Linked DNA regions of Homo sapiens: region 2 is linked to region 1. Evidence: read pairs that join two places in POLR2A ChIA-PET (ENCODE). Cell type or tissue: IMR-90. All regions are shown on one strand. Each heading gives the region's core, and the rest is flanking DNA. Links, peaks and the distances in the headings are about the cores only. Region 1 has its middle 110 kb from the start of FERD3L. Region 2 holds the start of LOC105375179 (a long non-coding RNA gene).

The links. ChIA-PET counts read pairs that join two places held together with the same protein. Peaks named below come from ENCODE experiments on the same cell type or tissue, not always from the same donor. Only the 100,000 strongest peaks of a DNase experiment are listed, where the experiment ranks them.
Region 2: POLR2A ChIA-PET joins it to region 1 with 11 read pairs; 3 of 35 experiments call an interaction of 5 or more read pairs at or near these places.

What each region holds. Positions count from the first base shown.
Region 1 is chr7:19,251,654-19,267,816 of GRCh38, forward strand. No RefSeq gene overlaps it. Among named protein-coding and RNA genes, the nearest start is that of FERD3L, 110 kb to the left of the region's middle. In IMR-90, for the core only: no CTCF peak of the experiment used is centred there; no DNase peak of the experiment used is centred there.
Region 2 is chr7:19,370,360-19,386,522 of GRCh38, forward strand. It overlaps LOC105375179 (a long non-coding RNA gene), which reads left to right and starts at 10,585. Exons shown (of 6, transcript XR_007060244.1): 1 at 10,585-12,723. RefSeq lists a silencer at 10,854-11,054. In IMR-90, for the core only: no CTCF peak of the experiment used is centred there; a DNase peak (open chromatin) is centred at 7,432; H3K4me3 peaks cover 430 bases; H3K27ac peaks cover 1,352 bases.

The DNA.
Region 1 (16,163 bases), core at 6,686-11,685:
CCATATATGCAACAAAGGGGTTTCTTATCAATAGTCTTTGGGTTGGCATATTTTCTAAGAATTTTTATAAGCATATTAACAGGTTAATTTGGTATGATTTCCAGTAACTAACGTTGTTTTCACATTATAAAGTATATCTAAGTTGTTTGAGTGGCAAGTCATTATAATAGATATTGTGCAATTCTTTCTATACTATAGCATAGTTGTGTCCTCTTAATGTGTGGTGATTATGGATGTCATCCGAGTGAAATTGTAGGGTTATACTACATCTACCTGATGAATGCCTGAAACTCAATATTCATGTCTTGTTCTTTACTATTATCTTTAGTGTCTAGGCTATTGACAGTATATTTTAGGTGTCAATGATGTTGGTTGAATTAAATAATACTTATGTTATTATTTTCTATTATACATTTTATCTGTGTGTGCAATATAGTATTCAGTACAAATACTGAGTTTTTTATTAGTAGCTATAATCTACTTTGTATTAGTAGCTGCATTCTAATTTGTATCAGTAGCTGCAGTCTTGGATAAGTTATTTCTCCCCTCTGTGATCAGGTATTTCAACTGCCAAAAAAGAAAGTTAGACTAAACCTAAGGTCTCTTTCTTATCTAAATTCATTTGTTTAGTTCAGCATTTCTGAAATATATTTTAATATAAAACTTTTCTTCTTTTTTTGCACTTTCTGATAACCTGATTTTGACACTGAAAGACAGCTCTTTGAGAAACCCACTTTGGAGAATATCGGTTCTAGTAGGAAAAAATATCAGCATGTTAGGTATGACCATGTGAACTGGTGCAAGTTTAATTCCTGGTAGTTCTTTTTGTTCCAGGACCTTTCCTCCATTTCCTCCATTCATTGCCACAGGAGAGACATAATAATGTCAAAAAACAAGACAAATAATTTTGAATTTCAGAAGTTAAAGCTTTTCAGATGAAGCACTTAGCCCTGAAAGCATCAGTGTTTCCAGCTTACACTGTGAATAGGAGACTAGAAAGGCTGGGCATTGATGTCTTACAGTAAGTTTTTCCTGCTCTGAGGAGAAGAGTCCTGACATGGAAAGCAAAATGATTTGAGGTAGTAGTATGTTTCTGAGTAGAGTCATGCCCCCTGATTGATTGTGATCAAGACATACAGCATTTGGGGGTTTGAAAGCAGAAGGAAAGTGTGTCACTTATGGAGAGAAGCTGGGAAATTACTAAACCCTGCAACAAGCAACAGGTCCAGCAAGGGTTGTAAGTAAGAGAGTAGGTATGGTGTTGTGTGGATTTCTAGGCATACAGTCTTGAAATGACTTCCCAATTTCCTTGTGTTGAATACAGTAAAGAGCTATGAGTTGAATTATGACCCCCTCCATTCATATGTGGAAGTCCTTGTGACTTTATTTGGATATAGAGTCTTTAAAGTTGTACTCAAGTTAAAAGGAGGTCATCAAGGGTGGGCCTTAATCTAATATATCTATGACTTAATCTAAGATGATTAAAAAGAAATATGGTGACAGATGGGTACACAGAAATAATGCCAGGTGAAGAGATCAGGGAGATGAGTCTTTAAGCTGAGGAGCACCAAAAATTGTCAGGAAACCGCCAGAAGAGGAGGAGACATGGAACCGATTTGTTCTCACAGCCCTCAGAAGAAACCAATATTTTGAATAATTATAAACTTATTAGTGAGCTTTCTAGCATTATCATTTATTATCATGCACTTATCATCATTTTGAATACTTCGTGAAACTTAATAGTGAGCTTTATATCATTCTGATTGTACAGCTTCTCACCTCTCCCAAACCCTTTGTGTTCCTTTCACTTCAGCCACCCAAGAAGATAGAAAAGCTTTTGCCAAGTTCATTTGTCCCTTTGGCAGGCCTACCTTTGAGCTGTGCTGCAGCTGCTCCTTCCTGCTGGAAGGTACCCAGGAATACTTCCTACCCCTGATTGTTTTCTCTATTGGTTCTCTGGACACTGGCTTATTCCTCAGCATTCAGTATTTGCTTTCGGTATCCTTAGTTTTAGCCATCTAAACTAAAACCCTCTAAACATTAACCATGAAAACATTAACCCATTCCTAGTTAATCAGCCTTCTCTCTGCTTTCTTGATGTTAGCATCCCCCTGAAGCTTCAGGTGAGAAGAATCTCTAAACTCAAGGGAATCCTTCTAATTTTACTAACTCTCTGACACCCTTGAGCAAGAGAAGGCCCAATCAAAATTCTAGACTTATAGTTACACCCTTTGAATTCTAAATGGCCCTCTCTGTTCTCAGTGTTCTGCCTTTTGCACTTTTATTTGTACACTTTGATCACAGATCTTTCAAGGCTTGATTCCACACACTCAACAATTTGGTCCATCACTCTTATTTTGTTTCCATGCGTTTTTCTGAGACCACATGATAGCAATTTTTATAAGGCTCTCATTAGTATTTGTGAATCCTTAATGACTGGCAGCACACCAATTCTAGAGTGTCAAGCATTTACAGAAGTCATTCTTGGAACCCTGTTAATTCAGAAGATAGACTCTTTCTGGCATGACCTTTCTCAGCCATTTTCCTCACCCCCTGAAGAAATTTGTGTATTTCTACCAACTATGAATATCTTTGACTTACCAGGAGACTAACTTTTAACCCAAGTTTTAGACTTAACTCAATCTACTAGAACATGCCATCACTTTTGTCTTCAACCTCAATCTCTTCTTTCCTTATGTTTTCCTTTGGTTTTATATTGTCCATTCCCTAAAAATAACTGGCTAGATAAAACACAACTCACTTAACCTTAACACTCATGCATGCTATTATTTTCTCTTAATGTTTCGTGGTCTGACAGGAGTTGGGAACGCACCAAATGGTAATACTTCTGCCGCAGGAGTTCATCACTCATTTCATATTTTCAATATATGATCTGGCTTCTTTCTCCAAACCCTCCACTGAAACCAAAATCTTAAAGATGAATAGTAACTGTATACAACAACCCTCACAACATTCCTTTATTATTCCCTGTCTTCTTTTATTCCATTATAGTCACTTTAACTCCTTTGTATTCTACCAGCTTTTTCTTCTTCTTTCAATTTACTACTCCTTTCTTCTGTCTGTAGGGGAGGAAAGCAAAAGAGTGAAGAGGGACCTAATAGTTATCAATGTTTTTCTATAATGTCAGGCATGGCGTTACAGGCTTTTATAGATCTTATCACTTGTATTGTTCAGAATGATTTTGTGAGAAAGATATTTTCCACTCAAGAAGTTCTAGAAACTTTTTCAAAGCCAAACAAACCTTGGTGGTACCCAAATCTGAACCTACATTCCATTCTTATTTCATAGTATCACATGACCTTATTGTATTAGTCTGTTTTCATGCTACTGATAAAGACATACCCAAGACTGGGGAATTTATAAAAAAAAAAAAAAAAAAAGAGGTTGAATGGACTCACAGTTTCACATGGCTGGGAAGGCCTCACAATCATGGCGGAAGGTAACAGGCACATCTTACATGGCGTCAGGCAAGAGAGAGAACGACAACCAAGCAAAAGGCGTTTCCCCTTATAAAATCATCAGATCTCATGAGACTTACTCACTTCCATGAGAACAGTATGAGGGAAACTGCCCCTATGATTCGATTATCTCCCACCGTGTCCCTTCCACAACACATGGGAATTATGGGAGCTACAATTCAAGACGAGATTTGGGTGGGGACACAGCCAAACAATATCACTTACATATCTTCCACCACAAAAGTTCTATCCTCTGCCCTGGTTAGCTTATGGTATTTGTCTTCATGTCTTAGGCCTATATGCTCATTGATACAAAATACATATCTTAAGCCTAAGTCTCTCAGAAATCTCTGACTTATTTTCCTGCCTTTCTTCTTCCCTCCCTCCTTCCCTCCTTCCTTTCCTTCCTCTCTTTCTTTTCTTTCTTCTCTCTCTTTCTCTCTCTCTTTCTTTCTTCCTTCCTTTCTCCCTCCCTCCCTCCCTATGTCTTTCCTTCTTTTCCTTCCTCCCTCTTTTTCTTCCTTTCTTACTCCTTCCCTGTCTTTCTTCTTCTTTGGCTTTAAACGTTTATTGAGTATTCCCTATATACTACTCATCATGATAGGTATTTCCCATGCATGATCTTACTCTGATAGCATACTTATTAGTGGCTCAGTTTTAAACAGAGGAAACAGAGGCTTAGAACAGTTACGTAACTTGCCAAAAGTCAAAAGCTAGCAAGTGTGGAACTAGGCTTGGAGCCTGATTTTCCTTTGAAATCTTTGCTCATCTCGTGCTGCTGAGGGGTTACTTGCTATTTTCTGGACTAAACAGTGTTTTCCCACATTTTGCCCCTGCTTTTACTGTTCCTTCCTATTCTTTGCATCGCATGCATTCAGTTTTCTGCATGCACATATATATTTTATTTCTGCAGTAGCATAAATATCTTGAGGTAGGAACGGCCTTTCACATACAGTAGGTGCTCTCAATAATTCTTGTTGAACTGAGATAAATTCCAACTTGGCAAGGCATTGTTTTCTTAAAGAAAAAAGATACAGCAGTCATATAATTCAAATGTAGCATTATTCGAACAACAATAAAAATTAGAATAAATTCTCAACATAATTTAGAGATTAATGGAATATGGGCTGCATCAGTATTTATTCATTTCATGACTCTGCAATTTGTTAAATCTCTTTTCCCCATTACTCAAATGATTATTCTGTCAACCACAGCACAGAAACTGCTAGAAAACCTCCCATTGCTAACATTTACAATGCATTGATTGGAGATAATTTCCAAATGGTAGTGAGCTCATTATATGTGATGGTATTTTAATGTCGTTATAATTTTTCTGGTAATTACCTCCAAATCTAATGAAAGAATTCCAAGCTTGTTGTCAAACTCCCCTAATATAATTCAGCAAGGGCCTGATCAAACATGGCCCTTTTGTATTTCCTTTTTGCTTTATCTCTGAATTCTTCAGTTTCCAGTTTTTGGGGTCAGATTTAAAGATTTACATGGAGGCAATTCCCACAGAAAGCCATGGGGGATTGAACGTGAGAGGGATTGTAGCCTGGCTGTACAGGAATCGTGTTTCACCTTTCCTTTTTTTATTCTCCAGCTGCTGTTCCTTAAATACAACTTTAAAAATAACTTATATAGGGTGGTTAATACATTCCTACCCTGTGGGGACAAGCTAGGTTCTCAGTTGCCCAAGATTTTAGGCACTCTCTAGCAATTTCAGTAAAGAAGCAGACTCTTGTCTTGAGTGTTGAAAAACTGCCACAGGGTCAAGATGAGAGCAACGGAGGGTGGCCCCAGTGAATCCCCATTGTATACATGCTTTTCTAGCTGTTGCAGGAGAAGGGAGGGGCAGAGAGACTAGGTAATGAGGAGTTCACAAGGTTGTAGGGGTAGTCTGAATTTTATGGGAGAAGAGGGAAAGTTATAGTTTAAATTCAGAAAGTTCTATGTCTTTCCCAAGTAGTTTGTTTTATTATTCTTGACCACTCTTTAGTGAGCCAAACTTGCATATTTGGCAAACTGTGGGAATGCGGCCAGTAGCCTATATCCTCACTATGACTCCATATAGAATCCATGTGTGTTTAAGGTTCCCAGTTTTCTTAGGGGAGAAATCCTGGCAGAGGTATATTGGGAGGACCTGAATTTCAGTGGTCCTTTATATAAGAATTACTATCTGCTGGGCACACGGGCACAGCAGCTCTGTGTGTTGTCTTCTTTATCCTCAAACCCTAGGCAGAGATAGTGTTTAATGTGTGAAGCCACTGATTTGGCCATTTGTATGGTATAATCCACTACCCTACTATGTGAAAGAGATTTGTCTTTCATGGAAAAATCCAAACCAAAAGGTGGAAAGCATTCTTGGATATCGTCTACCTACTTCTCACCAACTCTGTGCATTTATGTCTTACAAATTTTATAGATGAGGCAATAGGCATGATATAAGAAGATGGCAGACAGATAATTTACATTTGTTATATGCCTTCTATGCGCCAGGCACTAGTAGGTGTTCAATGTTGCCTCACATCAATTAGGTTTAACTCACAGAGGATCGAACAAGGAGGTTGTATTATCCCCATTTGTTAATTAAAAATAAAGTCCAAAGAAGACCAGAAACTACAGGAAATGAATAAATTTATAGAAATGCACAACCTTCCAAGATTGAATCAGGAAAAAATTAAAAACCCTGAACAGCCAAATTTTGAGTTCCAAAATGGAATCATTAATAAAAAATTCTATCTAACAAAATAGCCCTGGACCAGAAAGATTCTCAGACAGGTTCTACCAGACCTACAAAGTACAGCTGGTACCAGTTCTACTGAAATTATTTTTTCTAAAAAAATTAGGTAGAGAGGCTCCTCCCTAACTCATTTTATAAAGCCAAGATCTCCCTTACACTAAAATCTGGCAAAGACACAATGAAAAAAGAAAACAGCAAGCCAATACCCTGATGAATATGGACATAAAAATCATCACCAAAATACTAGCAAAGTGAATCCAACAGGACATCAAAAAGTTAATTAACCATGATCAAGCAGGCTTTCCTTGTGGGTTGAAAGTTTGGTTTAACATACAAAGATCAATAAATGTGATTCACCACATAAACAATTAGAAACAAAAACTATACGATTATCTCAATAGATAGAAAAAGCTTTCAACAAAATCCAACCTCCCTGTATGATAAAAACCTTCCAAGACTGAATCAGGAAAAAATTAAAAACCCTGAACAGCCAAATTTTGAGTTCCAAAATGGAATCGTTAATAAAAAATTCTATCTAACAAAATAGCCCCGGACCAGAAAGATTCTCAGACAGGTTCTACCAGACCTACAAAGTAGAGCTGGTACCAGTTCTACTGAAATTATTTTTTCTAAAAAAATTAGGTACAGAGGCTCCTTTTTCTATCTCAATAGATAGAAAAAGCTTTCAACAAAATCCAGCAATTTAGGCATTGAAGGAACATATCTCAAAATAATAATAGCATTGATATGGTTTGGCTGTGTCCCCACCCAAATCTCATCTTGCATTGTAATCCCCATAATCCCTACGTGTTATGGGAGGGACCCAGTGGAGGTAATTGAATCATGGGGGTGGTTTCCCCCATGCTGTTCTCATGATAGCGAGTGAGTTCTCAGGAGATCTGATGGCTTTATAAGTGTCTGACATTTCCCCTGCCGAAACTCATTCTCTCTCCTGCTGCCCTGTGAGGAGGTGACTTCCACCATAATTGTAAGTTTCCTGAGGCTTCTCCAGCCATGCAGAACTGTGAGTCAATTAAACCTCTTTCTTTTATAAATTACCCAGTCTTGAGTATTTCCTGATAGCAATGTGAGAATGGACTAATACAAGCATCTATGACAAAACCACAGTCAACATCACACTAAATGAGCAAAAGTTGGAAGCATTTCCCATAAGAACAGGAAGAAGATAAAAATGGCCATTCTCACCACTTGCATTCAACATAGACCTGGAATTCCTAGCTACAGCAATCAGGCAAGAGGAAGAAATAAAATAAATCCAAATAAAAAAGAAGACATCAAATTATCTCTCCTTGCTGACAATCTGATTCTGTATCTAGAAAACCCTAAAGACTCACCCAAAAGACTCCTAGAACTGATAAACAACTTCAGTAAAATTCAGGATACCAAATCAATGTTGAAAAATCAGTAGCATTCCTATACATCAATAATGTCCAAGCTGAGAGCTAAATCAAGAACACAATTCCATTTACAATGGCCACAAACAAATATAAGACATCTAGGAATACACCTAACCAAAAAGATGAATGATCTCCACAAAGATAGCTACAAAACACTGCTAAAAGAAATTATAGATGACACAAACAAATGGAAAAACATTGCATGTTTATGGACTGGAAAAACCAATATTGTTAAAATGACTGTACTGCCCAAAGCAATCTACATATTCAACATTATTCCTATCAAACTACCAATGTCATTTTTCACAGAATAAAAAAAAAGTATTCTAAACGTTTTATGGACTAAAAAAAAAAAAAAAAAAAAAAAGCCCAAATAGCCAGAGAGATCTGGAGCAAAAAGAACAAGCCATGGGCATCACATTTCCCAACTTCAAACTGTACTATACGGCTATAGTAACCAAAGCAACATGGTACTGGTACAAAAACAGACACATACCACTGGGACAGAAAAGAGAACCAAGAAATAACGCCTCACATCTAAAATCATCTGATCTTTAACAAAGTTGACAAAAGTAAGCAATGGGGAAAGAACTTTTTTTTTTCAGTAAATGGTGCTGGGATAATTGGCTAGCCATATGCAGAAAAATAAAACTAGACCCCTACCTTTCTTTTTCATTAATTTTATTTTATTTCAATAATTTCTGGGGGATAGATGGATTTTTGTTACATGGATAAGTTGTTTAGTGGTAATTTCTGTGATTTTGGTGCACCTGTCACCTAAGCAGTATACACTGTACCCAATGTGTAGTCTTTGATCCCTCCTTTCAAAATGTACAAAATTTAACTCAAGATAGATGAAAGATGTAAATATAATATGAATATCTCCAACTATAAAAATCCTAGAAGAAAACCTAGGCAATACCATTCTGGACATTGGTCTTGCAAGTAATTCATGACTAAGTCTTCAATAGCAATTGCAACAAAAACAAAAATTGACAAGTGGGACTTAATTAAATTGAAGAGCTTCTGCACATCAAAAAAGACTGTCAATAGAATAAGCTGACATGTACAGAATGGGAGAAAATATTTGCAAACTATGCATTCATCAAGGGTCTATTATTCAGAATTTATAGGTAACTTAAGCAACTTAACAAGCAAAAGACGAATAACCTCATGAAAAGCTGGCAAAAGTCATGAACAGACACTTCTCAGAAGAAGACATACATGTAGACAACAAATATGAAAAAATGCCCAATATCCCTAATCATTAGAGAAATTCAGATCAAAACCACAATGAGATATCAACCTCCAAATGTCAGAGTGGCTATTAGTAAAAAGTCAAATAATAACAGATGCTGGTTAGGCTGTGGAGAAAGGGGAACACTCATACACTGTTGGTAAATTAGTTCAGCTGCTGTGGAAAGCAGTTTGTAGATTTCTCAAGCAACTTAAAATGGAACTACCATTCAATGCAACAATCCCATTTCTAGGTATATATCCAAAAGGAAAACAAATCATTCAGCTAAAAAGACACATGTACTCACATGTCCATTACAGCACTAATTCACAATAGCAAAAACATGGAATCAACCCAGGTGCCCATCAATGGTGGAGTGGATAAAGAAAATGTGGTGCTTGTGCACAATGGAACACTACACAGTCATAAAAAATGTATAAAACTCTTTCCTTTGTTGCAATATGGCTGCAGCTGGAGGCCTTTACCATAAACAAATGAGGAACAGAAAACCAAATATTGCATGCTTTTATTCACAAGTGAGAGCTGATCAATGGGTAGACTTGGATGTCAAGATAGAACAATAGACACAGGGGATTGCTAGAGAGGGGAGAGGAGGAGAAGGTTAATAGCTGAAAAACTACCTATTGGGTACTCCACTCCCTGGATGACGGTATCATTAGTATCATTTGTATCCCAAACCTCAGTATCACACAATATACCCTTGTAACAAATCTGGACATGTGCACCCTGAATGTAAAGTAAAATGTGAAATTATTTTTTTAAAAATGATAATGTTATCACTTTTTACAGCACATTGTAATATTATCAATAAAGGTGCTTTTATTTATATTACATGACTTTCATAATATTCATATGAGATGCACAAAGAAGACATTCTTATTCCAATTTTTCTGATGTAGATACTAAAGTTTAAAGATTTCAAGTAATGTTCAGGTTTATAGTTAAGAGGTCAACTAGCACTCAGATATTTCATAACTTCAGGTTGCCTAAGCACAGTAGGTGTTGAGCATCTTAATAATTATCTACCAAATTCTTGCATTTTGAAACCATATAAGAGAGTTTTTATTTGTTAAGAACTAGTCATTGTCCATACAGAAAATACCCTAAATTCCACCACATTAGATTATCTTTATGGTCTATTTCCTTTCAGTTTTTTTTCTATACAAATGCAAATTGAATAAAACTGGGATCATACAATGTAATTAGATTTTTATCCTACCTTTTAATATACTGTTGTGTTTTTCCAGGGGCTGCAATATATATATATATTATATATATATCTATATTATATATATAATATATATATTTTATATATATAATGTGTATGTAATATATGTATAAATAATGTAAATAATATGGTGTTAATATTGATATTAATATGTGTATATATGTTAATATTGATATTAATATGTGTATATATACATATATAAATATAAATATAATAAACAGTTGACCCTTGAACAATGTGGGGGCTAGAGGTGCCACAGCTGAAAATGCACATATAACTTTTGACTCCTCAAAAACTTAACTGATAATTGCCTACTGTTTACCAGAAGACTTACCAATAGTATAAACAGTCAATCAATGCATATTTTACACGTTATATATATCATATGCTGTATTCTTACAATAATGTAAACTAAAGGAAAGAAGATATTATTAAGAAAATTATAAGGAAGATAAAATATATTTATATTCATTAAGTAGAAGTGGGTCATCCTCCTTGTCTTAAAGTTGAATAGGTTGAGGAGGGAGAGGAAGAGAAGGGATTGATTTTGCTGTCTTGGAGGTGGCAGAGGCAGAAGGAAATCCACGTATAAGTGGATCCATGCAGTTTGAACGTGTTATTCAAGGGCCAACTGTATGTGGTAAATATTATGAACATTATAAAACTGTATATAGTTTTAGTATTATGTTTCTATTATAGTTTATTTAACCATTTCCCTATCAATGTTTTCATTTTTTGTACTATAGGAAGAAATACAGCTGTTATTTAAATACTGTATACCATAATTTTTACTTCCTTTCCAATTGTTTTCTCAGACAAGATTCCTAAAAGTTAAAAGAGCGGGTAGGAGAGTATGGTGGACATTTATTATTTTTATGTGCACAGCATGCATTTTCCTTCTTCTGGAAACAGCACCTGAATTTTCGTTTGTGATCCATCTCCATCTACTGTCCATCACTTTGATTCAGGCAGTATGATTCTCATACCCTGCTCTTTGCTGAGGAGTTGAACTCATTCTCTGACTATAGTGATTGTTTCAGAGAGACACACGTGACCAAAGTTTTGCCAATAAGATATAATGAGGTATTATCTTGTGATTTTACAGAAAATCATTGAGAAGTTGAAGTCCACTTTTCAGTCAGCTTATTAAACTGGTAGAATGTAAGCCTAAAGTTTAGCTTGCCATCTTTCATCTTGAAGGAGAGCCATCTGCCTGTTGAAAACAGAAGTGACATGAAGAGAAAGAGCCATAATCACATATTGGAGCAGTGGTATCCAACACAAGCACTGCTGGAATTTTTCCCTATGAGTGAGCCAACCCATCGCTTTTCTCATTAGAGCATTTTGAGTTGGGTTTTTGCACTTGGAAGCAGGGGAGCTGTTTTAGTGCATTGACTCAAAAGGGTATTAATATGTTTGAAGATCTTTACACATGTTTTAACATTAATTTCCAGACAGCACTACCAGCCATGTAGTACTTAAATCTGCGCACCAATATTGACACAAGTAATATGTATTTTTATATGTGAAAATATTCCTTTACATTTATGGAATTCTTTTCACATGCTTAGGAACCTTTTATATTTCTTCTGTGATTTGTCTGTTCATGACCTTTGTCTGCTTTGAATTCGAAGGATGCTAGTATATTTCTTCATTTTTTAGAGATCTTTTTCCCTTAAACATGCAAATAAGTCTTATATGTATTTGTGTCATATTTGGTGCAGAAATATTTCCTGTTTGTCATTTGTTTATTTACTGGAGTAATGCTTCATGTGTGATATATTAAATAGGTCGTTTCTTTTTTATTGTCACACAGTTTTTACTATCAGGATGTTCTTTATGTTCCCAAAATGAACTAAAATATTTGCCAATATTTTTATAGTCACATTATGCTTCATTTTAAAATGTAACCTCTACTGCTTTTGGAATTTACAATTTCATTTTGGAATATTCTGCTTGCAAGTCACAGGAATTCTGGAGCTGTCAAAGGTGGGGGTATTCTTATGAAAAGGACAAAGAGTTTCACAGAACCCATGTTCTGGATGCAGCCACAGCTCAGGGAGATATAGGGAAACAGGGCAGGCATGCCATTCACTGGTACTCCGTGTCTCTGTATCTTTTTCTTTGGCTTGTGTTCTCAGTGTACTTCCTCAACCATCTCGCTTGTTTTCTCTACTTCCCTGTCCCAGTAGGTACCATCCAATCATCCAAAACAAGATTAAATCTGGCTTTCGCTCCCAATCCAAATTCTTAGCAAAGTGACTCTGTTTTTCTAATTTGGATACGGTGCTAAATATCACTCTGAAACAAGGTCACGTTGGATAAATCCTGGCTGCTAGGAGCCCATTCTCTGAGGATCATATTCCATATCCCAATGAATCAGGGAAGGATAGTTACCAGAGGAGGAAAAATCTTTTGAGCTGGGGAGATGATCAATAGGTGAGTGGTCATTAGAGATGCAGACCTAACCTGATTATTTTTCAAATAGCTTTCCTCACAAAAAGTATTGGTGCTCTATCATTTCTTTACTAATTTATAATATTTGCTTTGTCTTATGTTAAACTCATAAGTGTGTATATTGCTCCACTAAGATTTCCTAATACATTAGTCACTTTGTCAGTTATTAGAACAATTTTTATTACCATTATTATAGTAAGATAAATTTATATTTATTATTCTTCTCTTCAAATTTGTTATCTATCCTTTCATTTATTCTTCCAGGAAAATTTTGTTAAATATGGGAATGAAATATTTTTATAATTACTATTATAATTTATTTAGAAAATAAAGTACTTTACTTATTTATCTTATAGTTGACCACTTTTCTAGTCTAGGATAATTCAAATAAATTTGTAGTTCTCTTAAATTTTGGGTACATAAATCATATAATTGTCAATAATGATAGTCATTTAATCCATTCATTTCTCATCATACCTTTTATTTCCATTTGACATCTTATAGAATTGGTCAGAATGTCCAACACACAATGAATGTGCTGGTACCTGATACCTACTGACACCATGTGTCAGATGCTGTCAGAAATTAATGGAAATTATCTTATTTAATGTGCTGTTTTTATTTTTCTTGTTTTGCTGACAAAGAAACTGAGGCTTAGAGAAGTCCAATTACTTGATCAAAGTTGCACATCTTGCACATGGTGGAGCCAGCATGTAAACATGGGCCAGTCTGACACCAGTAACAGTATTCATAACGATTATCTACAATATAATATATTTTAAAAAATGGAAAATGGCTGGGCTTGGTGGCTCACACTTACAGTCCTAGAACTTTGATAGGCTGAGGTGGGCAGATCACTTGAGGCCAGGAGTTAGAGACCAGCCTAGTCAACATGGTGAAACCCCATCTCTACTAAAAATACAAAAATTAACCAGGTGTGTTGGTGCATGCTTGTAAACTCAGCTACTCAGGAGGCTGAGATATAAGAATAGCTTGAACCCAGGAGGTGGAGGTTGCAGTGAGCTGAGATTGTGCCACTGCACTCCAGCCTGGCAACAGAGTGAGAATGTCTCAAAAAAAAAAAAAAAAGGAAAAAACTAAAAAAAAAAAAAGGAAAACAAAGTTATCTTTATTTGCAGAGATACGGTTATACACTTAGAAACCTCAATAATTTTACAACAAATTATTAAATGTTTTCGCAGTTCTAAAAAGGTCACTGGTAAAGCTTTCTGTCTTTGAAAGCTTTGTGAAAATAATTAGTTGATTTTATTTGCAATCTTCTCTATGGTTAAGTGTTCTATTCAAGTTATTTGTTTTTCCTTGGGCTAATGTTGATAACTGCTGTTTCCCCCTAGAAAATTGTCAATACAATCAAGAATCTCATAATTACATTGAACAAACCTTCTGAATTTTAATTTCAAGAAAGTGTTATAATATTCTGGATAGATCTACTCTTAGAATGATGTGTTTGGGTGACAGATGGAATCTCAAAAATGCTCTTAAAATAAGAGAAAAGAAAAATAGTACGCAATTGTTCAATCATATGCCAAAAAGGATTTTCCTTTTTATTCTTTGTTTAAGAAGGCTAATGTATGTAAAAATCGTTCAAAGAATGTAAACCGTTACCTTTTTGGCATTTGTTCATGTTTTTACTTTACAAAATATTAAAACGTGATTTTTGAAAAATGAACAACCCCTATACTAATTGAGGCAGATTTATGTTGGCATATTATCTTCCAAATAAGTTAACGTAGTAACTGTGAAATTAATAGGCTCTATAAACATATGTGTATCTAATTTTAGGATGATGGGGAATGGAAAGATTAAGAGGGAACAGGAAAGCCAAGACGGGCGGATCACGAGGTCAGGAGATCAAGACCATCCTGGCTAACCCGGTGAAACCCCGTCTCTACTAAAAATACAAAAAAATTAGCCGGGCGTGGGGGCGGGCGCCTGTAGTGCCAGCTACTCGGGAGGCTGAGGCAGGAGAATGGCGTGAACCCGGGAGGCGGAGCTTGCAGTGAGCCGAGATGGCACCATTGCACTCCAGCCTGGACAACAGAGCGAGACTCCATCTCAAAAAAAAAAAAAAAAAAAAAAAAAAGAGAGAACATGAAATACAATGGGATATACCAAAAATACAATAGAGTGGACCTATGGCAGTCTAGTTTAGTAGATCTTGTGTGAAACAGACATGGAAGTAAATTTCTAGAGTGGCCTGCTGGCATCCTTCAGACATGAATCTGGCAAACATGGGCAAGCAGGATAGGCCTAGATCAATCGTATCATCAGTGTGACAGAAACAGAGTAATTACTGACCTTCTCAGTAACACAGATGTGAATTTGCAATCAGTTTTGTAGTCACTCTAGATATAGTTATTCTAGATACAACCATGTTGACTTTTGGTTTTTTGATTGAATAGGTTGTGCAGTTGAGAGTAGCACGCTTGGAGTTAAGTTCAGGTCTTAACTTTAATGCTGGTTTTTTTTTATTATAAACAAATACAATATCTCCTTGAATTTTTTTTGCTTCATCTCTAAAGAAGAAATATCTTCTCTGCAGTCAAAGAGAGAGAATACAACATCATTCAAGTATATAATTTTTTAAAAAAGACTTTTTACTGAGGATCAAAATAAAAGACCCAGGAATTTTAAATGTCTTTCTCAGGGCTATGTTGGAGACAGAGATCACAACAGAACTCAAGCCATCATCCTCTACTAGTAGATCCACCCACAGATTCCACACCCCTAGTAGCATTGCCATGCTTTCAACAAAACCTTCAGTAGCTGTATCAATCTCACCTGGGAGACATGTTAATAATGCTACTAACTTTGTAAAATAATGCATTTCTGTTTGTTTCACAAACTGTAAATATAGTGACTAAAAAGTCTACTTATAATAGCAATAAATGAAATAATAATACATTTATGCAAGTATTACTTTTGATGCTGTATGTTAAGAAGACTTGAGGGAAATATAGAATAGATAAATAAACATGTGTGATAGTTTGTATTTTCCAAAGACAGCCACAATGATATCTCCCATCCTGTATTTCCGTTACATTGTTACTTTGAGAAGTGAGTTTATGTTCTTTCATCTTGAACCTGGGTAGACTTGTAAAATTATTTTTAAACTTTAAGGAAAGTTTTCTGTGAAACTCATCTGTTTCCAAAAAACTTATCCCATCATTCCCAGTAAATAAAAAGTCTGAAAATATCACCATAGCTTATAAAGCCCTCAAGAAAAGCAGCAACATAAAACTGAAAAATATAAGGAAGCGCCTCAGATGCCTAATGATTCTATAAATAAAAGAGCTAAAGTCATTTATAAAAGCTATTACAATAAATGTCAGTAAAACACACTCTATGCTACATTACATCATTTCTGAGAAAACATTAACCATGAACTTACCTGAATATGCAAAATTAAAATACTAACTCTGAATGGTGTTGATGGATCATAGGTTAAGCACTGGAGGGATTCATGTAGGCAAAGACACTTTATTTTCACATGGGCTACTCCTGACTTTATGAAACAGCCTCCAATTTTTTACATTTCTAAAACATACCAGGGTCTGTG
Region 2 (16,163 bases), core at 4,677-9,676, 120 kb after region 1:
GCTATGAGTACTTTATTATCTGCTGTTCAACAGCACCTTTCTAAAGCATGCTCGTCATTTCCATCAATCCAGATGTTTCCTTTTTATTTAAAATAGGAAAGTCTTACCCATGTAGATGCACACAGTTGCATTAAGGAGAGTAGCTAAAGATGATTAAGAAGGGCCTGAGCAGACAAAAAGAAGTACTGTGTTTTCTTGAGGTTGAAAGAAAATAAGTGTGTTTGACTCTTGATGAATGGATAGTTTTTTACTTTCCATCATAACAGTTTGTAGTTACTTCTTATTGTATTTTTAAAAAATAATCCAGTTTACTTTTTCAAAATATTCACATCTGTCATTCATTCTCCTTGCTCCTCCTTTCTCAGTACTTCAACCTCAAACACACACATACCACTCTATCTGTGAATGGGCTTTTTTTTCTCTTTCAAGGAGACCAAGATCTTAGATGTCTTTTTAGCTCCATCTGCCATTGCTCACTATTATTTTGCTTATTGACAATGCAGAGGTGACATGAGTGGTTCGAGATTCTGCACTTATTATGAGGAGAGATTAGTAACTCTGCTGCTTCAGTCTAGGCTAGTCAGGTCACGATTTAGAACTTTCACCAAATTGATGAGTTAAGTCCCTAAGGTGGGGAAATGCATGATCTTCTAATACAGGAAGAACTCTGTTAATAATGCCACCATAATAGTAATGATGTCTCTGCTGTCATACAGGTTACTCATGTTACACTGTTCTGTGCTACCTTTGCGTGGTCTAATCTATGCTATAATTAGCAATTGAACATTAACAACTGTTGCTACACGCTAAGGCCTAAAATAAGTTTTTCTTTCTTTTTTTTTTTTGAGATGGAGGAGTGGTAATCACGTTGCTCCCTGTCAGTAAAGAACTATAAGGGGTGAAGCAGGCTTGACTTGAAAGAGATGTTGGTTAGATGTAAGGAAGCAATGCTTTGAGGTTGATAAATCCTCCAAGAAAGAGTGAGTTGTCAATCATAGAAATCCTTAGAGAATAAGTTTCTTTAACCTTGATGTTTTAGACGTAACTTATATGAAGGCTAGAGGATGATCCAAAAGAGATGTGATATCTTCTTCTAGGTTTGAGTCTGTTCAGCGATGTAAATTTAGTTTCAGATCTACAGCAAATTTACAATGTGACCTTCCCACTATGGGTACTGAATAGATAAACTCCATCTCTCAGGTCCAAGAAAAAAATGGTTGCTTCTCTAGAGGCATTTTATGAATATTTAGATCCCCACCCCCATCCATCTCTGGTGCCAGATAGCCATTTTAAAGGATGTGTGAGCCGTGCTGTACAATTGTGTGAGCATTCCATAAATGTGTGATCAGAAAATAATTTACTGTTTATACTTTAGGTAAAGATAATGGTATTATTACCCTCATACCAACTTCAGAAGGCACATATTAGAAAAAAATACTTTATTTGTATATAACAGCTTCTTCTTTGCACCACTAAAACTTTGGATTGTTATATTTAGATTTCTTGTTCCACTACTTTTCTGTAAAGAAATGTCAATTTTGAGGAATACTTTTTTAAGTTGGTGCTCCTCAATGGCAAAATGTGTTTTAATAAAATGCAGGTAATTTACTCAATCCGTTAATTAATTTACAAATTTAAACTTGTAATATCTCCTTTGCTCCTATGTTAACACAGGTGAAATGAAGCATCAGCAAAGGATTCAGAAACAAAATGTAATTTACAGTTAATCTCTTTTAAGCATAAATATTTCTCCTCCTTTATGAAAACTGTACATAGCTTCTACAGCCTCCAGATTACTCAAAATTTTGAAAATACATGTTTTTCACCAAGCACACTTTTCACATTTAAAAAATTTTATATTCTAGAATAGTTTTGGATTTATGGAACAATTACAAAGATAGTAAAGATACCATCCCACACAATTTACCCTATTAGTATCTTCTGTAGTATATTGTGACATTTGTCACAATTAATGAATCAATATTGATACATTTTTATTAACTGAAATCTATAATTTATTGAGAATTCCTTAGTTTGTACCTGTTGTTGTTTTACTGTCCAAGGGTCCCACCCAAGATACCATCTTACGATTACTTGTCCTGTTTCCTTAGGCTCCACTTGGCTGTGACAGTTCCTCACACTTTCCTCGTTTTTGATGACCTTACTAGTTTTGAGGAGTTCTGGTTAGGTACTTTGCAAAATGTTCCTCAGTTTGTGTTTGTCTGATATTTTCTTATGATTAGACTGGAGTTGCAGATTTGGGGGAGGAAGCCAAGTACATTTATAAAGGAAATTGTTTTGTTCTACCTTCCCATTTTCACACTGCAGATATTGTTTATGTTCACAAAAGTACACGTTAAAGGGTCTCCTGGAAACATGGATGTTAACTGCATTGCTTACCATAAAGTTATATGTAGATCACATAGCAAAGTTAAATTCTCAAAATCAAGGATACATAACTTCAGCAATAATTTGCTTCCTTCTGAAAATAGTCAGGTGGCTATAATGAATTTCTAGTGGTGATTTCCTGACTTCTCAATTATAAATCTATGGGATTGGAAAGGACTAATCCCAGATGCTTGGGAGTCTCTGTAATTTTCTAACTCTTGCTAGCCATGAAAAATATCTGTTGAAATGAAATCTTGCATGCCCACATAAACAAATAAATAAAAGCAAAACTGGTCTGATTACAGCAGGGCCCCAGAAGGACATGCTTAGCATAAATGCATATCCACTAGTTTGGTAGATCGGTAGAATGAACAGGGAGTAAGTATACTACTTCACGTGATTGGAGGAGAATTCAGTGATGTGTGAGGTGTCTAGTGTTGCAACTTAATGGCACATGGTCACTCAAGAAATATCAAATTCCCTTATAAACTATAATTTAGTACATGGATCTTTACTTGCCATTTGAATATCTTTGTGTGTGTGTGTGTGTGTGTGTGTGTGTGTGTGTATGTGTATGGAGGTGTACACGCCAAAGAAAATACATATAATGATGGGATATGAGATAATCATGATGAATAATTAATCTTATATTGTGAAATTATGAGAATTACTGTGGGTTAATATCAAAACTCAGAATAACCAAATAAAGTTATATAAAATATTTCCTGACATCTGAAATATATTACATTTTAAAATGCTTTATGAAGACATAAATATTGGTTGGTCAGCAGTTTTAAAAACGATTGCCTATATATCATCTTGCATTGAAAATGTTTTCATTGATGTTATGGAGTATCTTGTCAGTTATGGTATTCAAATATTAATCTCTACTCTCCAATACTTTAAACAATCCAAAACAACATCACTTATTAAGTTTATACAACAGGAAGATGGAAGCTTAGAGTTCAATGGAAAATTTGTTTTGTGTCCAGTGTATTAGTTGAGAAAAATGAGCAAAGTAAATATGTTAAGGCCATTAAATAATAATTCTAATACACTTTACTGTATTAATATTTTACTAAAAAGTTGCAATAATAATAAAAATGAGTATGAGACAAATTTTGCAATAATTATAATTTGTCTTTGGTATTTGGCATATTTGGTGAATCTAAATAATACATTTTATAAAATTTAAAAAATATTACATTTGATCATGAATGGATGACTAATAACTGTTTAATTTGCTCTATCATTTTATATTATTGTTTCAGGTATTGTTGTCTTAAGGCATTTTGTTAATAATTATACTGCAATTGGTTTAAAAATATTTTCAAATCCATATGAGGTAGGGAGGGAAAACAATTTTTCTTTTTTTTTTAGTTTACAAATGAACAAAGCAAAGCAAACAGCAATTGAGTAACTTCTGTGTATTACAGAGGGACTCAGTGGAACAACTAAGTGTCCTAAATCTCCGGTCGTAGTTTTTCCACTGAAGATCATGGTTAGTTTAGCTACATCTATTCTCTTTTAAATCTAGTTCCTTCCTTCTTTCTGTTTAGCTAAGAGTGTTCCTTTTTCTTTATATTTGAATTGCCAAGTGGCTTAAGTCAGATAAAATTCTGTATGTGATATACTTGGTTTTGAAGCGGCAAACTTTTATGTGCGCTAAAAGATGACAGAGTGAGGTGATGTACTATTATGTGTACACCTAAAGTTCAGAGTCACTGTAACAGCAGTCAGAGCTTTACTTTCTGTGACTTTGTGCCATGATTTTTTTTTTTTTCTAAATTTACCTTGGTCCTGGTCAGTATTATTACCTACGTGTTTCTTAGTTCACAGAAATAAGGCAAGAAGCAATAGTAACTGTAGTCAGGCCACGGTCACCACGAATAGTGATCCCAAACATCATCTGCATTTACTTTTTATTTATTTATTTTTTTTAGTTTGAAAATTTCTTTTTTTATTATACTTAAAGTTTTAGGGTACATGTGCACAACGTGCAGGTTTCTTACATATGTATACATGTGCCATGTTGGCGTGCTGCACCCATTAACTCGTCATTTAACATTAGGTATATCTCCTAATGCTATCCCTGCCCCCTCCTCCCACCCCACAACAGGCCCCGGTGTGTGATGTTCCCCTTCCTGTGTCCATGCATTCTCATTGTTCAGTTCCCACCTATGAGTGAGAACATGTGGTGTTTGGTTTTTTGTCCTTGCGATAGTTTGCTGAGAATGATGGTTTCCAGCTTCATCCATGTCCCTGCAAAGGACATGAACTCATCATTTTTTATGGCTGCATAGTATTCCATGGTGTATATGTGCCACATTTTCTTAATCCAGTCTATCATTGTTGGACATTTGGGTTGGTTCCAAGTCTTTGCTGTTGTGAATGGTGCCGCAATAAACATAGGTGTGCATGTGTCTTTATAGCAGCATGATTTATAACCCTTTGGGTATATACCCAGTAATGGGATTGCTGGGTCAAATGGTATTTCTAGTTCTAGATCCCTGAGGAATCGCCACACTGACTTCCACAATGGTTGAACTAGTTTACAGTCCCACCAACAGTGTAAAAGTGTTCCTATTTCTCCACATCCTCTCCAGCACCTGTTGTTTCCTGACGTTTTAATGATCGCCATTCTAACTGGTGTGAGATGGTATCTCATTGTGGTTTTGATTTGCATTTCTCTGATGGCCAGTGATGATGAGCATTTTTTCATGTGTATTTTGGCTGCATACATGTCTTCTTTTGAGAAGTGTCTGTTCATATCCTTCGCCCACTTTTTGATGGGGTTGTTTTTTTCTTGTAAATTTGTTTAAATGTGAGAATTGCTGTATACATTATTTATTGTTAGAGCCGCCATATATTGGGGTTTGTTTGTCATTTCCTAGAATATTAGAGATATCAAGAGAACATTTGGAAAACTGGCCTTTAGAACTAGGGAGAAATGATGGTGAGATAAGTTGTATTATTTTATATCAATTTAATTTGATAAAGCACATAATCAATGCTGACATTACTAGACTTTTCTGGGTTCCAAGAGATCATATAAAACTGTGTTCTCTGAATCTATATCAGAGAGATGAACAGATATTGCCTTCTGAATGGAAGTCAGGGACCAGGAATCTACTTCTTTTTTGGTTATCCTAGCTGAGCTATCTTTTTCAATTGGAAGTCACTTACTCTAGCCTTTAACTTGCTGAAGTGTGTTCCTGGCCAACAGACAAAATGGACTTCCCCACGGCTAACAGAAGTGCTTAAAGTTGAAACAGAACTATGCAGCCATAGCTGGGTGAGGGAGCCATCAGTAACTCTATGTTCTCAGAAAGATGTTGTGAAAGTATCATGAAACCTTCTTTTCTACAATCAAGCAAAACCAGTTCCTGTTGTCAGGCCTGGATCAGAAAGCCAGAACCTCACCCAGCTTCATGCCATCACATGCCCTCTTGCACACCCACCACTGCCCTTTGAAAGAAACATAAGACAGAGACTTCTGGTTTGGGGCTTTGAAACAAACCAGTCAGCTCTTACTTGCCCCAGCCAATCAAGGCTCAGCTGCACTGACCAATCAGAACTAAGGAAGATTCAATCTTTCATTTGCATAAACAGATCTGATTGGCAACCCAGGCAGGAGTTTCTTGCTATAAAACTTGAACCCTCTCCTTGTTTTCTAGAATGTGCACCTTCATTTTTACACTAGAGGCTGCATCTCCCAGGATTTGGTTCACTGAAACAAAATCTCTTTCCTTCAAATTCCTTGTCAGAGAATGTTTACAAACTCTTTTGCCACAAGTCGTCTCTATTTCTTTATCATTATTTTAATGTGATGGAAGTTATCCATCCTTCATGTGATATATATGATATATTTTGAGAAGATGAAAAGGTCCAAGGCATAATTTTCATTGACTTCCTCTTTCTGGAAGTCCTTCCTGCCACTTCTGTACGTCCATAGTTCTGCGTTTTTACTTTTCTGGTGTACTTCTCTCTTTTAGTTGTGTGGTGTAGTTATGGCTGTGCTTGTTTTATCTTCTTTCCCTGAGTGCACATTCTGATAAGATAGCAAGAGCAATGATTCATCACTTACCACCCTTTTTAGTCCTAGTCTGGTGCTCAGTGTGTTGTAGAAATTCAGTGACAATTATTGAAATAAATCTTTAACATGAAATATTATTTCAGTATAATGCAACTTTTGCTTAATGTCTCTCAATATTCAATATTGTTTGAATGCTACCCAAATCACATAACTCTAAGTTATCAGAACAGAAGGTGCATAGAGTAAACATCTCTCTGTGGGTACATGCCTTTTGTTTTTAGTGTGGATTATATTTTTTCCTCAGGATTTTGGAAAGCCCAAAGTGGCTTCTAAATATTTTAAACATAGAGACATCTCTAGCTTTCTGAATGATTACAAAAGCCATTTCTACTTAAATTAAGCCTGCTTCACGTGTTATAGTTTTATGTAATTTCTTCAGCTTTTTAATAGTCTATACAGTTTAGTAACTGCACGATGTTTAAGGTGTTTGGATGCCATTTGGAAGCTTCATAAAAGGAGGTCACTTAGAGTTCAGAAATGTTTAGAAAAGAGAAAAAAAATCTTAGGAAGGTTCTCTTTGGAGTTAGCAATTCAGAACCTCTTCTTTGTTTGCATTCAAGATACAATATGCCAAGCTAAGATTATCTGTTTTGAATCAGGAAAAAAGCAAAGTTAAAAACAGAGCAAAGTAAGTTGTGTCATATATAAGGGAATATCTCAAGTCTCTTGTGCTTGCGTTGTTTAAAAAAATTGTATTTGTAAATTTATGGTATTTTAAAGTGATGCGCTTACTGAGTTTGAAAAAGAAATTTATAAAAAGAATAACAGAAAGTTTCATTGCTCTGCCTAAAGTTATGGCTCATAATTTTGGAACATATGCTCTAAGCTGTGTCATGAAGTGGTGGGGGGGGGGGGTGCTTCTGAGTCATCCCCCTTCTTGTTTAGCCTAGAGAGAAGTAGAATTTAAGATAGCCATTTATGCATCTACACATACTTAAAATGTAGCCCGCCAGAGCAGAGGATCCATTGAGAGAAAAAGACAGGGGAGACGGAAGTGACCAATAGCTAGCTTCTGGCTGGATAAAAAATTGACACATAACTTCTGGCTTCCCCTCAAGTGGAGCTTTTGCGAGGGATTTATAGGTCAGATAGCTCAGCAGTTTGAGCTTGTTGCCCACCGTACCTTAACAAAGCTTGTGCGTGTTTGTACAGCTGGACTGGTAGCTGTGGGAGTCCCGAGAATCCCACAGCCCTCCCGTCCCTGTACCTCCCCTTCGCCATTTACCAGCACACAAATACACACAGAATGAAACTGTCTGACTAGCAGGTTAAAGGCCCACAATTCAAGCCCTGTTTATTTTCTTTCCTTGATTTCCTGCTGCTACAGTGAGTAAATGATATTTTTCCCCCTTGCTTTTTTTTTAACCTGTTTGTCTATCAATGTCTGCTAGGGAATGGAAGAAATACTAACATTTTAAAATAGTTTATGTGACACACGCTTTGGTGTACTATTTTAAACTTCTCTCCCTCTCTCCCCATCTTTCTCTGAAGCTCTCTCCACTCTCATCTTTTTCTTATATTTCGGGGAGAAGGAATTTACCCAAAGGAAGGAAAGAAAAACATCCCCGAAGTCTTCAAGTGTAACTTCACCCTGAGGAAGGGTGTTATTTTAATTACTGCTGAACCCATTCTGTAGGGAGGCCTGTAAATGCTTGATGCAGCTAGTAGAGTGGCAGTTAATATGCCTTTTGAATCAGTGCCACAAACTACAAAGACTGCCATCTGGGGAGGTATTACATTTTTAAGAAAAAAATAGCTGAGACTTTTCTTTAAATGAGCTTGTAAATTCCAGTCAATCTTAAGTTCATTTCATTTTTTTTCCAAAAAATTCTTTCATATGAAATATTTAAAATTGTATTAATTAACCAGACAAGGAACAGCGATTCTGAATATCAACGACTATGACTATACTTATAGGTTTGATTGGTGTGTTTGTATTTTGAGTTGTTTACTGTCATCTCCAACAGCAAGTTCACTAAATCTCTTTAATTTGAAAAGAACCAAACTGATGAAGAAAAGTTTTTTGCGTGCTTAATATTCCCGAGTTATCTTTTTTTCCTACCAGGAAAAAAGTTTTACTTATAAAGCAAAGGTAGTGTATTTATTAATTTCTGATATTTTAAATAACTGGTCACCCTTCATCCCCTGTGTGTAGCTGTTCTGGCAGATGGTGTAGGAAAGGAAGATTATTGGAGCTGGACAAAGCTGGTCAGAATTCAAGTCTTGCAGCTTAACTAGCACATTGTTCTAAGGCAACGCATGAAAGCATTTGGAGCCTCAGCCTCTTCATCTGGGAAATGGGAAAAATACCATTTCCTTGCCAACCTTACAGAGTTGTTGAGAGAACGGAATGATATAATGGCTGTCAAAGTGCTTTATACATGGAGACATTTTATATAAATCTAAAATAGCCTTATTTTTCCAAAGTTTTAAATTATCCTTGATATATGAGCTTTTCCTTTCCTTCTTGAGGGCATACTTTCATGGCAAATCCATAGCTGCTAGAAGTTACAAATTCTAAATTTCAAAGAAAATTCAAGTCAGACATCAGAAATTCATTTTTGTAAAGGTTACATTTATGTTGTGTCTCTTAATAAAATATAGAGGTACGCGAAATATAATGAAAAAATAAGCAAAGTATTACTTTAGTAGTCAATCCAATTAATCTAGCCGTAACTATTCAGACAGAGTGCCCAGGATCTTATTTCAGAATTCTCCAAGATGCCTAAACATCACACTCTGTTGACATTTTAAATGTACTTAGCAAGAAACCTTCTGATATTTATTCTTTCATTTGCTAACATTCCTTAGATTACTATGTCCCATGGAATTGCAAACTTACAGGTACTTGTTTAGTAAGGAAAATACACATATAGCCTCACAAGTAACAGACTCTGAGCTACATTGAACTTCATGTAACACCTTTGCAATTCACAGTATTCTGAGGGAACAATGGTTGAACAATTATTCATACAGGAATTTTCTTTGTCAAATATTTGAACTCACGTGTGGAAAATATTTTCCAGTTTCCTCTCTCATCTCCTTCCTCCTTCCATCTCCCTATAATCCTGGCCTATGGCAGTCTAATTTCAAGAAGTAGGCATCTCTGTAACAATGTTCTTGTCCATGTCTATATTCGAGTTCATATATCGTATGGATATAGACATATATATTTATTCTTTATCTAATCAGAATAAGAGGTGTTCCCAGAATACCTGCTCTCATCATTTGGATTATGATAGTGGTACTTTCTTCACCTGATAGTTTTTGCACAAAAGTAAATATTTTATTTGAGAATAATTAATAATGTTCTTCAATTAGAAAAGCTTAATGAAAAAAAACTGTCTATTTTTTATCTGCTTTTAAAAGTTTACCTGTATTTTTTCTCCTTCTTTTCTGCCTGCCATCTTTTTAATCTTAATAGTAAGTCTTCACGTGAAAAAATAAAGCATTGGCCAGGTGTGGTGGCTCACTCCTGTCATCCCAGCACTTTGAGAGGCCAAGGCGGGTGGATCACTTGAGGAGTTTGAGACCAGCCTGGCCAACATGGTGAAATTCCGTTTCCATTAGAAATACAAGAAATTGGCCGGGCGCAGTGGCTCACACCTGTAATTCCTACACTTTGGGAGGCCAAGGCGGGTGGATCACCTGCGGTCAGGAGTTCGAGACCAGCCCGACCAACATGATGAAACCCCGTCTCTACTAACAATACAAAAAAATTAGCTGGGTGTAGTGGCACGTGCCTGTAATCCCAGCTACTCAGGAAGCTGAGGCAGGAGAATCACTTTAACCTGGCAGGTGAAGGTTGCAGTGAGCCGAAATTGCGCCACTGCTCTCCAGCCTGGGCAACAAGAGCAAAACTCCATCTCAAAAAAAAAAAGCCAAAAAAAAACCAAAAAACAAAAAAATAACCCACAAGAAATTAGCCAGACATGGTAGCAGTGTCTATAATCCCAGCTACTCGGGAGGCTGAGACACGAGAATCACTTGAACCGGGAGGTGGAAGTTGCAGTGAACCGAGATTGAACCACTGCACTCCAGCCTGGGTGACAGAGCAAGACTCTGTCTCAAAAAATAAATAAATAAATTAATTAATTAAATTAAAATAAATAAAGCATTTAGCATTTAGATTACTATGTGATGGGTCAACTTAGAGTTTTATATTCGCTGTGTTCTGATTATTCATTAAGATAGAATGGCTGTGACAATTAGTTTGTTCACCCCATACAATTGTACTACTGTTCTTAAGGCCCTTACATGGTGGATCAGGCAGTAAAGACAAGCAGTATCTGTTGCTTCCATAACATTTCCATGTAGCCAACTTTGCTAATTGCATGAAACAAATTTACATGGTTAGGCTATTTCTCATAAATGCTCAACGTATACTTGTCCCTCAGCTGTCCTCTTACACTGATAGTGTCTTACTCTAAAGATTCTAAAATATCCCCAAACAATCTGCTTAATAACTACAAGGAGGTTGTTGAAACTTACAGACAACTTCTAGGTTTACACCAGCAGCTGAATACATTTATTGCATGTCCAGCTTAAGGAAGCATTTATAAATTGAAATCTTTAATGAGTTTCCTAACTTAGGCGGGAGAAGAAGATGCAATCAAGATGTATTTTTCCTGTGAAAAGTAGGAGATAGTTGAACAGTATTAGAAGTTGAACAGCTGGTCACTGTTTATGAAAACAGCTAGGCTCTTATCCATAAGACAGGAAAGAGAGTCAAAAGCCAAAGTCTCCTTTTAAGATACAGCTGGAAAGTTTTCAGAGTTCAAGGAAAATTTTAAACCTAGGGTAGATATGCCTTTTTTTCCCTCTTGTAGTAATAGTAAAAAGAAGAGTAAACCAAAAAATCTCAAGAGTAAAAATACCTTTATCAATTCAACAATTGATATTCTACCAAACACATATATTACTTTTGGGAAAAAAAATTGCAAACTTTTACCGCAAGTAAGAACAGGTCAGTGATGCAGACACTTTATAAAAATAAGAGGAAAATGCATTAAATGTAAAGTGGATAAAAAAGTATAAAACAAGAAATATAGCTAAGCATGACTTTCAATTTCTCTTATGGTCTCCTTAATGACTGAAAATAAATTAGAAACTTTAGCAGGAAGTACTTTTTTCAAGGTAGAATGAACAGCTTTCTAGATCAGCTATCTGTTATCTAGTAGATTCACTGAGTTTTATGGCCAAAGGGACTTAGAAAAGGAGCTCTGGATAGAAAAATTAGGAGGAAGTAGATTGAATGATTTATTTCTATATTATTTTATTGATAAGTTTAATCGTGATTCTTTCTGTGGCAAACATTTGTCCACTGTCAGAGAAGGATTAACCTATGTAAAACAGTTGAAATCAGATTTAGAGGCCATTTTGAGTAAGTAAGAAAAAAAAATAAGGAATTAAATACAACATCATCCTACAAATAAACTTCACTCCACTAGGCAGTTGTATTCTGGAAGTATCATATTACTGTATTTTAACAGGTGACGTGAGACTTGCAAAAAAATACCTGGTCCCCCAACAGATAAATATGAATTTGTTCAGAGCTATGTCCATACATAATAACTGGAAGTGCTCCATTGGATTCTTTTATTTTTCTTTAGGTTGCTACTAAGTTCTGATAAAACAATTGATTATTATTTTGGACAAGGGAATTTAAATTATGCATGGAAACATAAATATATGTAAGTTTTACAGAGAAGATAATACTATGAATTTAGTGCGTTTGAATTCAAAAGAAAAGATATCAAATTAAAACGCAGCATGAGTTAAACCATGGTTTTAAAAGCTTGCACACACATCTAGGTTTTCAAATAAATCAGATTAAATTAGCTGTTATTTTATTCTCTTCTTTAGCTGCTTTTGAAATATGTGGCAGGATTCGTCATTTGACTTAAAAAATGAATGTAGTTGCTTATTTCCTTTTCAGCTTTTTTTCATTACTGTAAAAACAAAGTTTTAGCAGTCCATGTCTGCTCTCATTTCATCAAGAACCAGTAAAAATTAAATTTAAAAAACACTTTGAGAGCTTGCCCTAAAGTTAGCAGCAATAAAGCATATGCTGGTCTGCATATAGTTTTAGTTTTCATTCCCTTCAAACTTTTGTACTCTTCTCAAAGCTTTGACTGCTATTTTCTTTCCATGATTAGATTGTTATGGCCACACCATCTACCTGAAGAGAATTATGATACTGGTTTGGAACAAAACTCTCCTTTTTTTGGAAAGTGCAGGTAAACAATGTGGCCTTTGCATTCTGTACTATTGATGAAACCCCGCCTCTCTCACTTTCTTTTCTTGCTACCATTATCAACAGTCCCTCTGCAAAAGAGGATGTAGATTTTCCTTATCTTTCCAATCTAATGCTTCTAAATAATGTCAGTCTTGGTTCACCCATGATGTAAACCACTCTAATTTCCTTTATAGACTTCAAATGTAAAGTTCATTTGATTTATTGGTAACTTATGTGCTACTCCTTTCACAAATATTGCACAGCCTTTGCCAGAGGATGCTTCCTAGACATAAACCCCAAATGGTGCAAAAGTGAAAACTGACTCTAAAAGCTGTTAAAACAGTGCGTGGATGAAATACGCTAGATAATCTTTTTTTTTTTTTTTTTGGTCAAGTGTAAATGAAGCAAAGCTTCCCTTCACTTATATACATGTGTGCATGTGTGCATGCACACGTGCACACATACTACTTAAAGGTTTGTAGATGTAACTTTTGTTGCAACCTAAGTCTCTGCAAACCTGTTTTCTTATATCTTGTCAATAATGCCATGACCAAATAATTAAAATCTTAGACTTTCAGAGTTAGGAACTTGCTTTTGGCTGAGTGGGTAGACATAGAGTTACAGAATGCCTGGGAAGGCTGTATGAAAGAAAAATCATAGGCAAGTACAAAAGCATATAACCTCAAATTAGAAAATAGTTGTGAAAAGAAGATAAAAGAAAAAAAAACATTTCTGTATAGTGTTAAGAAATCTTAAAAAGTAGCAAAATGCTTATCATGTGTATATATAGAATAGCTGATAGAAAGCATAATCCTGAGGTCCTAAAGAGCCTTCAGTAAAGCACAATACTTGTAAGCTATAGGTAATTGGTATTATCTATAAAAGGCACATAGCTCATCTTCCAACTTACGATGACACCAAGAAAAAGTTACCTACTGATGGTTGAAAATTAATATCTAATACTTATTATAGGCAAAAGTTTTTGGGAAAAAAATTCTAAGTCATATTAGAAATCTCCTAAGAGGGTAGTCAATAAAACTAAAGATTTAAAATTTTCTCTTGAGTAAAAACTAAATAAAAAATCTCACATAAAATCCTTAGGTCTTATAAAATATGAAACATTTATTACTTTTTCTCTGTATTATATTTCATTCACTATAACAAGAATTTGTTGAGTTAAAATTAACATGCAATGAACCTTAGTTTCCTAACACCTTGTGCACTTTCGGATATAGAATAAATTTTTTTTATTTATTATTTATTTATTATTCTTATGATTATTTTTTAATTTGAGCCAGTTCGGCAGAAGGCTGGATGTATTGCCAGGGTAGATGTGTTCTGCTGAGAAGCCAAGTACATGTCATAGAGAGTAAGAGGAACAATGGCTTGTAAGGTGGTCACATGCGTGGCTTTAGCCTTTTAGTCAGTAAATAGGGCACCACCATGTGTCACGTCAGAGAGGTCCATCATCCTTCCTTCTGTTTTAGCCTTGGATCCAACCTCACTGAGCCACCCTCAAGGTTAAATGGGCTTTCTGATACCCTTATAATCTGTTCTCTGAGCTACTAACATTGCCAAAAGCCAATGAAGAAGTAGTACTAACATTCATCAGAATTCATTTCTACTCCAGCACCTGTTGTTTCCTGACTTTTTAATGATTGCCATTCTAACTGGTGTGAGATGGTATCTCACTGTGGTTTTGATTTGCATTTCTCTGATGGCCAGTGATGATCAGCGTTTTTTCATGTGTCTTTTGGCTGCATAAATGTCTTCTTTTGAGAAGTGTCTGTTCATATCCTTTGCCCACTTTTTGATGGGGTTGTTTGTTTTTTTCTTGTAAATTTTTGAGTTCTTTGGAGATTCTGGATATTATCCCTTTGTCAGATGAGTAGATTGCAAAAATTTTCTCCCATTCTGTAGGTTGCCTGTTCACTCTGATGGTAGTTTCTTTTGCTGTGCAGAAGCTTTTTAGTTTAATTAGATCCCATTTGTCAATTTTGGCTTTTGTTGCCATTGCTTTTGGTGTTTTAGACATGAAGTCCTTGCCCATGCCTATGTCCTGAATGGTATTGCCTAGGTTTTCTTCTAGGGTTTTTATGGTTTTAGGTCTAACATTTAAGTCTTTAATCCATCTTGAATTAATTTTTGTATAAGGTGTAAGGAAGGGAGCCAGTTTCAGCTTTCTACATATGGCTAGCCAGTTTTCCCAGCACCATTTGTTAAATAGGGAATCCTTTCCCCATTTCTTGTTTTTGTCAGGTTTGTCAAAGATCAGATGGTTGTACATGTGTGGCATTATTTCTGAGGGCTCTGTTCTGTTCCATTGGTCTATATCTCTGTTTTGGTAGAAATACCATGCTGTTTTGGAGAAATAGGAACAATTTTACACTGTTGGTGGGACTGTAAACTAGTTCAACCACTGTGGAAGTCAGTGTGGCGATTCCTCAAGGATCTAGAACTAGAAATACCATTTAACCCAGCCATCCCATTACTGGGTATATACCCAAAGGATTATAAATCATGCTGCTATAAAGACACATGCACACGTATGTTTATTGCAGCACTATTCACAATAGCAAAGACTTGGAACCAACCCAAATGTCCAACAAAGATAGTCTGGATTAAGAAAATGTGGCACATATACACCACGGAATACTATGCAGCCGTAAAAAATGATGAGTTCATGTCCTTTGTAGGGACATGGATGAAGCTGGAAACCATCATTCTCAGCAAACTATCACAAGGACAAAAAACCAAACACTGCACATTCTAACTTATAGGTGGGAATTGAACAATGAGAACACTTGACACAGGAAGGGGAACATCACACACCGGGGCCTGTTGTAGGGTGGGGGGAGGGGGGAGGGATAGCATTAGGAGATATACCTAATGTAAATGACGAGTTAATGGGTGCAGCACACCAACATGACACATGTATACATATGTAACAAACCTGCACGTTGTGCACATGTACCCTAGAACTTAAAGTATAATTAAAAAAAAAAAAGAGAATTCAATTCTATTGCAAGGACATAATATAGGCTATTTCTACCATGTAACACACATTTTTGGTGAAAATATTTGCTAAAATGAGTATTAAACAGCCTCCTTTCAAGATGATCAATATTATATTTCTTTAAACCTCACATATTCTGTGTAGGTGAGTTTTGAGCAATATTTTAAAGAGAAAATATCTCATATAGTCATTGAATTACTTGCAGTGATATAGAACAGCAGTAACTGCCTTGAACAAAAGACAGTTAACAAAATGTATGTTTCATCTTAATGCTACTTCATGATAGGTAGGGAATGAATTTGTCAACCTATATGAGTATAATACTAGCAGGTCAGTTTTAAAGACCACTGATTTGTATAAAGACTTTCAAAGGATTAAAAATGTAAAATAAACACATATCAATCCACAAAGTCAATGACTTATTA